Linked DNA regions of Mus musculus: regions 1, 3 and 4 are each linked to region 2. The links are chromatin loops, found by intact Hi-C in ENCODE. Cell type or tissue: heart. All regions are shown on one strand. Region 1 overlaps Galnt2 (polypeptide N-acetylgalactosaminyltransferase 2). Region 2 has its middle 84 kb from the start of Pgbd5. Region 3 has its middle 19 kb from the start of Gm30081. Region 4 overlaps Gm29897 (a long non-coding RNA gene).

Region 1 (2,500 bases), 63 kb before region 2:
GGGAATAGGCCACCTGCAGGCTTAAGGGGAGGAGCCCGGGCAGTCCTCTCAGCCCCAGGGGAGCCAGCCCTGTGGCCCGTAGGCCTCCCATGCCCAGAGCTATGAAACATAAACACCTTCCCAGACTGGGGTCCTTTCAGGGCATCCTCAGATTCAAGCGATATCTTCTAGGTTATAAATTAACTTCAAGACATGAATGTAGACTATACCTTCTCAGTGTGAGGACCTGCAGCCTTTGCTGGTTAGACTGTTGTCTGGGGTTTTGTTTCTAGCACAAAGACCCTCTGGGCAGGCTGAAGTTCTGTCGCTTTGAGTGCAGGCCCTGGGGAGGGAGCATGCTTCTCTCTGTAGTGTAGACATCACTGGGCTTTTGCTGAGGTTCTGCTGGGAAGTTGGGTTTTGCCCACCTCTGGTGCCATCAGATTCCTTCTCTGAGTCGGGGGCCTTGGTTTCTGCTGCAACCCGTAGGAAACAGGCCTCTGAGGTCATGGTCTCTCACTCCAGGGGCCACTACAGGTGACCTGTGCAAAAACTGAAAGTCAGAATATAATCCAATAGGCAGCTTTTTCAGGATGACTTAGTTCAGAGGTTAAGATAGATAAAGTCTCAATTATCCACGTGCTTAAAAAAGACTGGTACTTGGGGGTTTGTGGATAGGTCTCCCTTGCCCAAAATGTTATATGTATGTTGTTTAGCTGCACAGAGTCTCCTCTGTGGGACTGTTAGAACTCTCCCAGTTATGGGCAGAGCATGGCTCTGTGAGGCCCGCAGTTTTCTATGAAAGCGGATTTATAACCCCAGATCAGGTTCCGAAGAAACAGCACCCGAGGGATGGGCTACGGGCCTCGCAGAACATTCTAGTCCATCATGGGGCCTGAGGAGATGGCTTGGTTGGTAAAGTACCTGCTATGCAGGCATGAGAAGCTGGGCTCCCAGAACCGGTATGAACAGGCTGGGTGTACTGGCACATGCTTGTACTCCTTCTCATTGCTGTGGTCTGTGGGCCGCTGCACAAGCTCTAAGTCACCAAGAGACCCTGTCTCTGAGAACAAGGTGGGAAGACCATGAGGTTGGCCTCTGGCTTACACACACACACACACACACACACGCAGGCACACATGCACACACATGCACACACATGTACACACACTGAGAAAGCTATGCCAGAGTGTAGACAAAGGTTCATTAGAACAAGGACTCCCTTTGTATGGAAGCCCTGTGCTGGATGAGAGGACACCATCTGCTGGTTGCCTGGAGCAGCCTGCAGCTGTGTGACAGTGACTGACACTGGAGGCAGCTGGCTATGGACTTGAAATGTACGGAGACCTAACCCCTTTTGGGTAGTGTGTGTGTGTGTGTGTGTGTGTGTGTGTGTGTATGCAGCAGCAGCCTTGGGAGTATCTGCTTCCTTGCCCATATTGGGCAGCTCCCAGTGGTTATAGGGTGAGGCCTGCGTCCAGGTCATACTCATGTCAGGCTGGGAACCAGCACCAGCAGCCCCACCTGCTGTTTTTCTAGGAAGCCCTTTGTTTGCAGCTGCCTACAGGTAAAGGCAGATAAAGGCCCTCAGCCCGTGGGCAAGGTAGATTGTCACACAGGTGTGAACTGAAGGATGGGGAGGGCCAGCCTTGGGCTTCAGGCTTAGGAGACCATGCTGTTTTCTTTGGTTATCTGTGAGCCACAGGGCAGGCAGGCCTGTGGGCTGGCCAGGGGCTCCTCTGTGTGTGGGGGCTGAGTGGATGAAACAGGGCATCCTCTGACCTCACTTGACCTGAGCAGGGCACTAAGGCCCCACACGGGGGCTGTTGCCCTGAGCTGTCACCCGAGAGTTGCTCTTCTCTGGTGACCTTGGCTTCTCATTTCTGAGGCCGAAATGCTCAGTGCTTCCTGGAGCTCACTAGAAGCATCAGGAAAAGGCAGGAATCCGGAGTTCAGTGAGCCCAAGGCCGATGAGAATTTCCCTGCTTACTTCAGGTCTCTCTTTAGCTCTTGCTTCGCCTTCTTCCTGCCGTCTGAAGAAGCCCTTCAGGATGTAATCTGGTTAGATTGAGATCCACCAGACTTTCCTAATGGGGGGAGGAGGAAGCCACTCTGCTTCTTGATTGGTCCCTGAGGGCCACATCCAGGGTATGGGGTACTGTGATTTCAGGATGCCACTGTATCCAGTGTCTATGTGGTTCCCACTAGGTAGACTGTTATGTGATGTGATGAGCTTATGATCACATGTGGAGTGTGGCCAAACGTATCAGTCATTCTGAAGAGAAACAGTGAGGTCACCTACCTACCTACAAGCAGGCAGCCTCCCTCTCCTCCAGAACAGCAACGCACTGGAGGGGGCATAGCCAGCTTGCCTGGCTCTTGGTAGGATCCTCATGCCTGCCTCTGGAAAGGGCATAACCTTCCTTGACATGGGGGAGGCTGAGTGGATGTCTCTGGAAGCCAGTGGTCACCCACCAGGTGCCCGGTGTGTCCCAGGACCACCACTACCATCCTGATGGGT
Region 2 (2,500 bases):
CTAGACCTGCCCCATGCACACTAAACCACTCTTTGTAAACTAGACCCACCCCTTGCACACTAGGCACACCCCTTGTACTCTATACTGCCCCTTGTACACTAGACCTGCCCCTTGCATATTAGAGCCACCCCTTACACACTAGAACCACCCTTTGACACTAGACCTGCCCCTTGCACCCTAGACCTGCTCCTTGCACACTAAACAACTCCTTGTAAACTAGAACCACCCCTTGCACACTAAACTACTCCTTGCTCACTAGACCCACCCCTTGCACACTAGATCCGCCCCTTAGGCCAGTCCAAAATGGGAACCCTGTGCTCACTTGCAAGAGGGGCATTGTGGGAGAGGTGAGTGAGGAGGGCATTGTGACCCTGTGTTACACCTAGTGGTCCTCCAAGGAGCAAAGACAGGACTGTGAACTCATGAACTTCCCACTGGAGACATTGAATATGCTCTTCAGCAAATTGGACAACCTTGCAGACTGTAGCTATTCTCATCTGCCTCTCGGGGACCTTCAGTGCCCTGGTGGGAGTAGAGGTGGGGCTGTCCAGGAGTCAGGAGGCACAGCCCCTTACCTGCTCGGCTGAATTCCTGTAAGTCAGTCATGGATGCTAAGCCATTTCTCCATGGCAGGAAGAACTGTGGGGCTAGATAGAGTTTTTCAAGAGAGCCAAGTTGTCTGGCTTGGGACGTAATAAGGTGCTAGGGAAAATGGTGGGCTTTGGGTGTGACTAGACCTGACCTCCTCCTTCTCATAGCTGAGCCACTAGCCTGCGTCATTGCCAATCTCCGCTGTAAACTGGAGGGCTGAGATTTGGGCTGTGCACAGCCCAGGTCCAGGTGAGGTCCTTGGCCTCATCCAGTGTCCCTGTGATGGTGGCTCAGCTTGTCCAGTCCCAAGGTTACACTTGCTACTCTTCTCCACTGTAGGCTCCCATCAGATCGGGGGTGGGGTGGGGGGGGAGGGCGGCATGACAACCTACCACCTCTCCCCGTCTCTAAGATTCAGTTGTCCTTCGGCACACTGTGAGCTTATCCTCTACTGGAAAATACGGTTGTAGCATCACGGACCCCTCAAGTGTCCCAGTGCCTCACAAACCTAGACACGGTGACCAGGTGAAGGACTGTGGGGCTCTGCAGCTCCTTTCCTTTCCCATCCCCGCCAGGTCACCCAGTTAGTCCCAGTGACCGTGTTGTTGCTGGTCTCACGTGGGGCTGTGTCTTCTATAATTCCAGCTGCCCACACTCCCCAGTCCACAACACTATTTGGTCTGTTTTGTGCTAATTTGAGGTTCTGCTGCCCTCTGCTGGCCAGACCGGGAACAGCCTCACCCAGAGGTAGGGACATTTCCCAGGAAAGAAAGGCAAAAAAACCTAGGTTTAGAAGATCATGGGATCCAGGTAAGATCAGGCTGTCAGATCTGTTGCTGTGTTGTTACCCTGACACTTTTGAGGTTAGACACAGCACCTAAACCTGCCCCTCTCCCAGGCCCAGTTCAGTCCACCCATTCCAGGGCAATAGCCTTGGATTCTTAGGTACCCTATACTCTAATGTCCTTAGAGGCCTCAGTGACTCCTTCTCAAGATCTTCAGATATTGTGCTTGGCTGCATGGGATCATAAAGGAATTCCCCACCACATACCAGCTTCCCTGAGCCCGCTCAGAATCAGACCGGATTGCAGAGACCGCACTGTCCTATTAGCACCTGGTACAGACACCAAGGTTACCGTGGGCTTCTTGGGTCAAACACCTACTCACTGTCTAGAGAGCTAACGGGCGCAGTCTCAGCAGCCCCTTGCCCCGCAGAACTGTCTCGAACACGTTGAGCTCAGGAGCATCCCTGTGGGGCAGCTCAGAGGTGCTGGCCCATATTTGCCAGGGTCACATAAGGTTTGCTCCAGGAACAAAGGCACTCAGCTTGTGAAGTAACACCTCCCTCCTGACCTGCCACAGTACCTCGGACCCAGTGACAGTGAGTGACAGCCCATGTGCCCCAAGCCTTGGCTTTTACTGTTAGTGCTCTGGGCAAGTGAGAGGTCTGGTTTTCTCCTCTGTGCTGATGAGTGTTCTTCTTACACCTCGGGGTCTGGGATTTGGTGTTCCTCCGTGGTTTGATTTAATGATAGTTGTAGTCTGCTTGCTTCAGGTGCCCTTCTCTCTCAAGGCAGCCACAGCCATGTGTTCCCATGAGCCCCAGCTGTGCCTTGAATGTGGTTTGTGCCCCCCAGCCCCACCCCAATCCCACCCCCACCGGACCCCAACCCTCTACATGCTCAGCTTCTGTTTGGAGGATCTTACTTCTGACCTGCATAGTCCAGGCTGTCCTCAGACTCACAATAAAGTTCCTTTCACCGTGTACTCACACATGCACACATGCGTGCACATGAACGCACGCACACGCACACGCGCACACACACACACACACACAGGGATGACAGGTATATTCCACCATGCCTAACTATGTGTTGAAATTCAGTGCCCACTGGGAGGCTTCAAGGGG
Region 3 (2,500 bases), 180 kb before region 2:
CACTGCCTTCATTCTGATGCCCTCCTGCCTTAAACTCTGGGGCAGGAGCTGTTCAGCTTTGCTCTTTTTCTAAAGCCGGTGCCCCACCCCCCACCCATTCAAGGCTAAAGTCACCAAGATAGGGTAGCTATTTTTAAGATTCTAGGTACCGGCAGGCCTCTCAAGCAGATCACCTCATCATGGGACTGTCCCAGAGTGGAAACTGAGGCTCTCCCCTAAGCAGGAGCAGCTGGAGGTAACTCTACTTCCTTTCCTTTCCTTTCCTTTCCTTTCCTTTCCTTTCCTTTCCTTTCCTTTCCTTTCCTTTCCTTTCCTTTCCTTCCCTTCCCTTCCCTTCCCTTTCCTTCCCTTCCCTTCCCTTCCCTTTACCTTCCCCTTCCCCTACCCCTTCCCCTTCCCCTTCCCCTTCCCTTCCCTTCCCTTCCCTCTTTCTTTCTTTCTTTCTTTCTTTCTTTCTTTCTTTCTTTCTTTCTTTCTTTCTTTCTTTCTTTCTTTTCTTCCTCTCTCCCTTCCTTCCTTCCTTCCTTCCTTCCTTCCTTCCTTCCTTCCTTCCTTCCTTCCTTCCTAACTTCTTATTTATTTTCGTTAAGGTCCCCTTAAGCCTTTTGAATTTACAGGCTTTGAATTTGGAATCCTCCTCCTCCCATGTAGCGAGGGTTACAAGCACGTGTCACTAGGTCCTGGAGTTTCTCTTCAGGCTGCTACAGAGCCAGTGCCCCTGGGAAAGCATGTGGGAAGCAACTCTTCTTGGGATGGTGGAAATCCTTTTCCCTGGTTGTCCATCTCAGGATGTTAGAGACAGACTCCCTTACCCAAAGCAATACCAGGCAACCCACAACTGAGAAACCAAGGGGCTCGGGATGACAGAGTGTTCCCAAGTGCTTGTTCAGGAGCATTGGAGATACTGCATTCAGAAATGTATCTGCTTCAAAAACCACAGCTCCCACTCCGGGGCCTTTCTGCAAAGCCGTTCTCTTTTCAGTGGAGTAGTCCCAGCTGTGTGGCTTTGAGCGCTGTGACCACAGAGAATAAAGAAGAGTTGAGAGGAGAAGCGCAGAGGATGGATCACCAAGGAACTGCCGGCAAGCAGAGGGCAGAGCCTGTCTGAACCGTTGCACAAAGAGACAGGGCTGAAGGTGATGTCTGGGAGTTCAGAGGCCCGAGGCAGTGGGAACTCCAAACCTGCAGAGGAACTTACCATGCATAGCAAGGCTGCCTTTAAAAGATTCTGGTCAGCGGTCGTGTAATGCTGGGCTTACAGAGCCAAATCCTCACCCATGGGATCTCTGCAGGATCTCCAAGGCGCTGGTCCTGGGCACAATTCCAGCTTCTTCTTAAAGGCCCATAGCATTTGGATATTCCATAGCCAGGCAGCTGCATTCAGAAAATTACTTTCTTGGAAGCATCTTTCTTAGGCACCGTCCCTCCTGGCCTCTGTGTTTCCTACCATTTAGGTGATGTGCTGTGTGCACACGGTGTATATGTGCTCTGTGCATGTGTTCTGGGTACTGCTAGCACATCTGTGTGTGCAGATGGCTGTGGGACAGCAGCTCAGAGACTGTTTCTGTTGGCACGGAACACTCTTTAGAGCCGCAATGCTGCTCAGTGTATTTTCCTCCAACTCGAGAAAACCCAGCCAGCCAGGTTGCACAGTGTTCTCAGCCACTTTGCCAGAGCAGCACAAGCTGGTTCCAGCCATGCTGGAAATGGCACTGCACACAGTTAACGCACTTGCATTTTGTTCAGGTGCCTAAGTGTCTTTCTAGATAGTGCCTTGGGAATGGCCCTGAAGCCAAAAAACTTCTAAAGGGACCAGAATCCTTAGTGTGGATCACATTCTGAAGATGTCCTCACATCCATGTGACATCAAGAGAAAAACAGAGCCTCACTTCTTGGTGGTCCTCTCTTTACCAAGCCCCTTTGTTGCCCTAAGAGGTTGGAACAAGGTGGGGCAAGCACATGTCACCAGTGCCCACCATCGGGCCACACCAGCTCTAGTCAGTGAGGTGATTTAGGGAAACTTTAAATAACTTCTCTTCCACCAGCAAAGGTACCCGAAGAACACTAAAATACTCTTCATCACAGGGAATCACCCAGAAGAGGAGAGCTGTTGAGGGTGTGCCACAGAGTTAAGTCCAAGTCTACATTTGCAGTCACAGGCTCCTCCCTCTGAGACTGTTACTGTTGGGCTAATGTGATTATTCAGCCCATACATCCAGAGTTGAGCAGCACTCACCACAAGTCACCTCCAGGAATCTGAGTCTAAATGCTGCTCTGGGGGCTGGCTTGGAAGAAAGCTTTGCTTGTGGGTTTAATTTTCTGACACTTTGATTGGGAAATATGTCGGGCATGAAAAATAGGAACGTCAGGCTAGAGAAATGGCTCAGTGTTTTTGCCCGAATAATATATTTATTGATTACTTGGGAGTTTCACATAGTGCAACCTGATGACATTTACTTTCCAGTGTTCCCAGGTCCACTCCCTATCTGGGTGACCTCTC
Region 4 (2,500 bases), 300 kb before region 2:
TTGAACTTGCAGTGTTGTTGAGGACGACCTGAGACTTTCTTCTACTTCCTGAGTTCAGAGATACTAACAGTCATGCACCACCACACTTGATTCATATGGTCCTGAGTTTGAACACGGGCTCTACATGACAGGCAGTGGAGCTACATTCACAACAATATTTAAGAGTTTTTTGTTTCTGTTTTTAATAGTGTTATAGGATATTTGAAAAAGATTTACTTTTTTCTACTTTATGAAGTGTTTTGCCTGTATATATGTGTGTATACCTTGTATATGACTGGTCCCCAAGGAGGCCAGAAGAGGACACTGGAGCCTCTAGAACTGGAGTGACAGATGGCTATAAGCAGCCGTGTAAGGGCTATGAGCAGAACCCAGATCTTATGGATGAATAGCTAGTACTTTTAACTGCTGAGCTATCTCTACAGTCCCACAACATTAATTTTTATTGATTCTTTGATAAGGGAGCCATATCATTTTCTTTTTAATTTGTTTAATTGCTCAAAGTGTATTTTTTACATCACCTATTTAAGTTTATTCTGTAAAATTTGTTTACATAATAGTTTGTTTCTTATTTAGACTATTCTTTCTCACTGACTGTAGAATTCATTTCGTAAAGTCTTCTCATACCCTCGTTTCATTCAGTCAGAATGTAGACTTTTGAAAATGATTTTAAGGATAACCCATAAGAAATTTCTCTCCCATAAAAAATTTTGTTTTTGTTAACGTCTGATGTAGTCCAGGATTGTCTTGCTCTCCCTTGTGAAGTGTACACTGGCCTTGAATTTACACGATGCTCCTGTACAGTATCCCTAGTACTGGCTTAACAGGGAGCCCCACAATATACCGGACCTCACCATATCACACATTTAGTTTTCAAAACTACCTTTTCGAGTTACTCTAGGTGGAACAGATGTGAACTAGATATTTTAGATAGGAAAAGTGTGTTTTATACCTTAAACCTGATTTTATTCCTTGCTCTGGCTAATTCAGAAGGAAACAGCTTTGCGTGACTAGCTTGTCTCTTTTTCCCTTGCTTAGGCCTTCAGAACTGGGCAGCTAGAACTGGCTTTTAGTGGGAAAGTACCCTTTTGCTTCTTGCTATGTACTGACAGATTTCATTTTACTTAAGTTGCTTCAGGGGATGCGGAGATGTGCAGGGAGCATTATCAGTCTTTCAAGGCCTCCTGTTATTGACGATGGAACTGAGGCTATAATCTCTGGCCTGCTCTGCCCCACAACCTGATAGAGCAGTGTCTGATTTGTATTCTGTTGCAGGTTCATCAGATGACACAGGACAAGCCAAGCGATGATCTGCTCCTGGTTAATCAGTTGTAGGCACAGCAGTTCCTCAGGTGTCCTGATGGTGGTGCTGTGGTGCTGCTCAAGGACCTCTGTGGCCAGAGAACTTGCCCTTAGATTGAGGGGATTGAGGTCTTGAGCCTCCTCAACTGTGCTGTGCCGGAAGGGCAGCCCAGACAGGCTTCCATTCTAGAAGTGGTTATTCGTGCCTCAGCCACTTGGCTGACCCTAAACCTTTCCCTGCATGTGCTTTGATGTGCTTTGCTGATTCAGAGGGCAGAAGAGCATCTACCAGTGACACCTGTGGAGAGACTCAAACTAGGGTGGTCTGCCAGAGAGTCACAACACAGAGACCGAGGCAGAGGGACTGATGCTGGGGTAGTAACTCTGTAGACATGCTTTAGCTCAAACCCCAAGCCATTCAACAAGCACACACTATCCCTGCAAAAGCGAGGTGTGAGGATTCAGTTCTGGGGCAATGTTTACTTTCTAGCACAGCCATTGATAATGAGTGACAAAAGCAAGGCTGGGAGGGGAAACCTGCCTGTGTGGCAGGAGCTGACCCACAGAGTGCAGGTCGTTGACATACAAGAACTGGTGGAAATCACTTGTCCTGTTGTGGACATGTGGTGGGCGTTAGGTGTGAGGGGATCTGGGGCTGAAAGGCTCCACATGGGGATCCCTGCTCTTTCTTTGAAGGCACTGCTGGGGCCGTCAAGAATGGAGAGGGGGACACCAAAGGGGACATAGTCATTTGCTGCTCTCAGCTACTCCTCGTGCGCCACAGTAAATGATCTCTAGGGCCTGTCCTCTGCAGCTTTCTCTCCTCAGTTCCTCACAGACCCTGTCCTTTCCCGTTCACGTTCTCAGGGGCGCTTTCGAGGCAGGCCTCAGGGATTACTCTGATTTATTTCTGGTGTGCTTGTACCCTCTGAGCTCACTCTCTTTATTTGAGGCAGAATCTCATGCAGCTAGAGCTGACTTTGATTTGCTGCGGAGCCAGTGCTGACCTTGAACTCCTGATCCTCCTTCCTCAGCTGCTGAGATGCCAGGCTTGCACCAGGAGTGCCCAGCTCGCCGCTCCCACTTTTGTTTTAAAAAGCCCCTGTCCAGAGGCAGCTTTATCACTTCGTAATCCTCCATTCTCTTGAGCATCTTCTGAATGCTAATCCTCTGTTTTATATTTCACCTTCCCTTCCCGTAC

The links. Hi-C counts contacts between places; a loop is a spot of excess contacts. Peaks named below come from ENCODE experiments on the same cell type or tissue, not always from the same donor. Only the 100,000 strongest peaks of a DNase experiment are listed, where the experiment ranks them.
Region 1: it touches region 2 in a loop (2.1-fold over the local background); 8 of 42 quality-filtered maps call a loop at or near these places.
Region 3: a loop joins it to region 2, with 2.4 times the contacts of the local background. A loop is called at or near these places in 3 of 42 quality-filtered maps.
Region 4: it touches region 2 in a loop (6-fold over the local background); 41 of 42 quality-filtered maps call a loop at or near these places.

Annotation. Positions count from the first base shown.
Region 1 is chr8:124,285,454-124,287,953 of GRCm38, forward strand. All of the region lies in intron 1 of Galnt2 (polypeptide N-acetylgalactosaminyltransferase 2), which reads left to right. Among named protein-coding and RNA genes, the nearest start is that of Galnt2, 55 kb to the left of the region's middle. In heart, a CTCF peak has its summit at 1,240 (motif pointing left); no DNase peak of the experiment used is centred here; H3K27ac peaks cover 1,913 bases.
Region 2 is chr8:124,348,636-124,351,135 of GRCm38, forward strand. No RefSeq gene overlaps it. Among named protein-coding and RNA genes, the nearest start is that of Pgbd5, 84 kb to the right of the region's middle. In heart, a CTCF peak has its summit at 1,318 (motif pointing left); a DNase peak (open chromatin) is centred at 1,276; H3K27me3 peaks cover 220 bases.
Region 3 is chr8:124,170,755-124,173,254 of GRCm38, forward strand. No RefSeq gene overlaps it. Among named protein-coding and RNA genes, the nearest start is that of Gm30081, 19 kb to the left of the region's middle. In heart, no CTCF peak of the experiment used is centred here; DNase peaks (open chromatin) are centred at 1,157 and 1,577; H3K27me3 peaks cover 542 bases.
Region 4 is chr8:124,050,916-124,053,415 of GRCm38, forward strand. The region is part of intron 1 of Gm29897 (a long non-coding RNA gene); the gene reads left to right. Among named protein-coding and RNA genes, the nearest start is that of Gm29897, 2.7 kb to the left of the region's middle. In heart, no CTCF peak of the experiment used is centred here; a DNase peak (open chromatin) is centred at 1,376.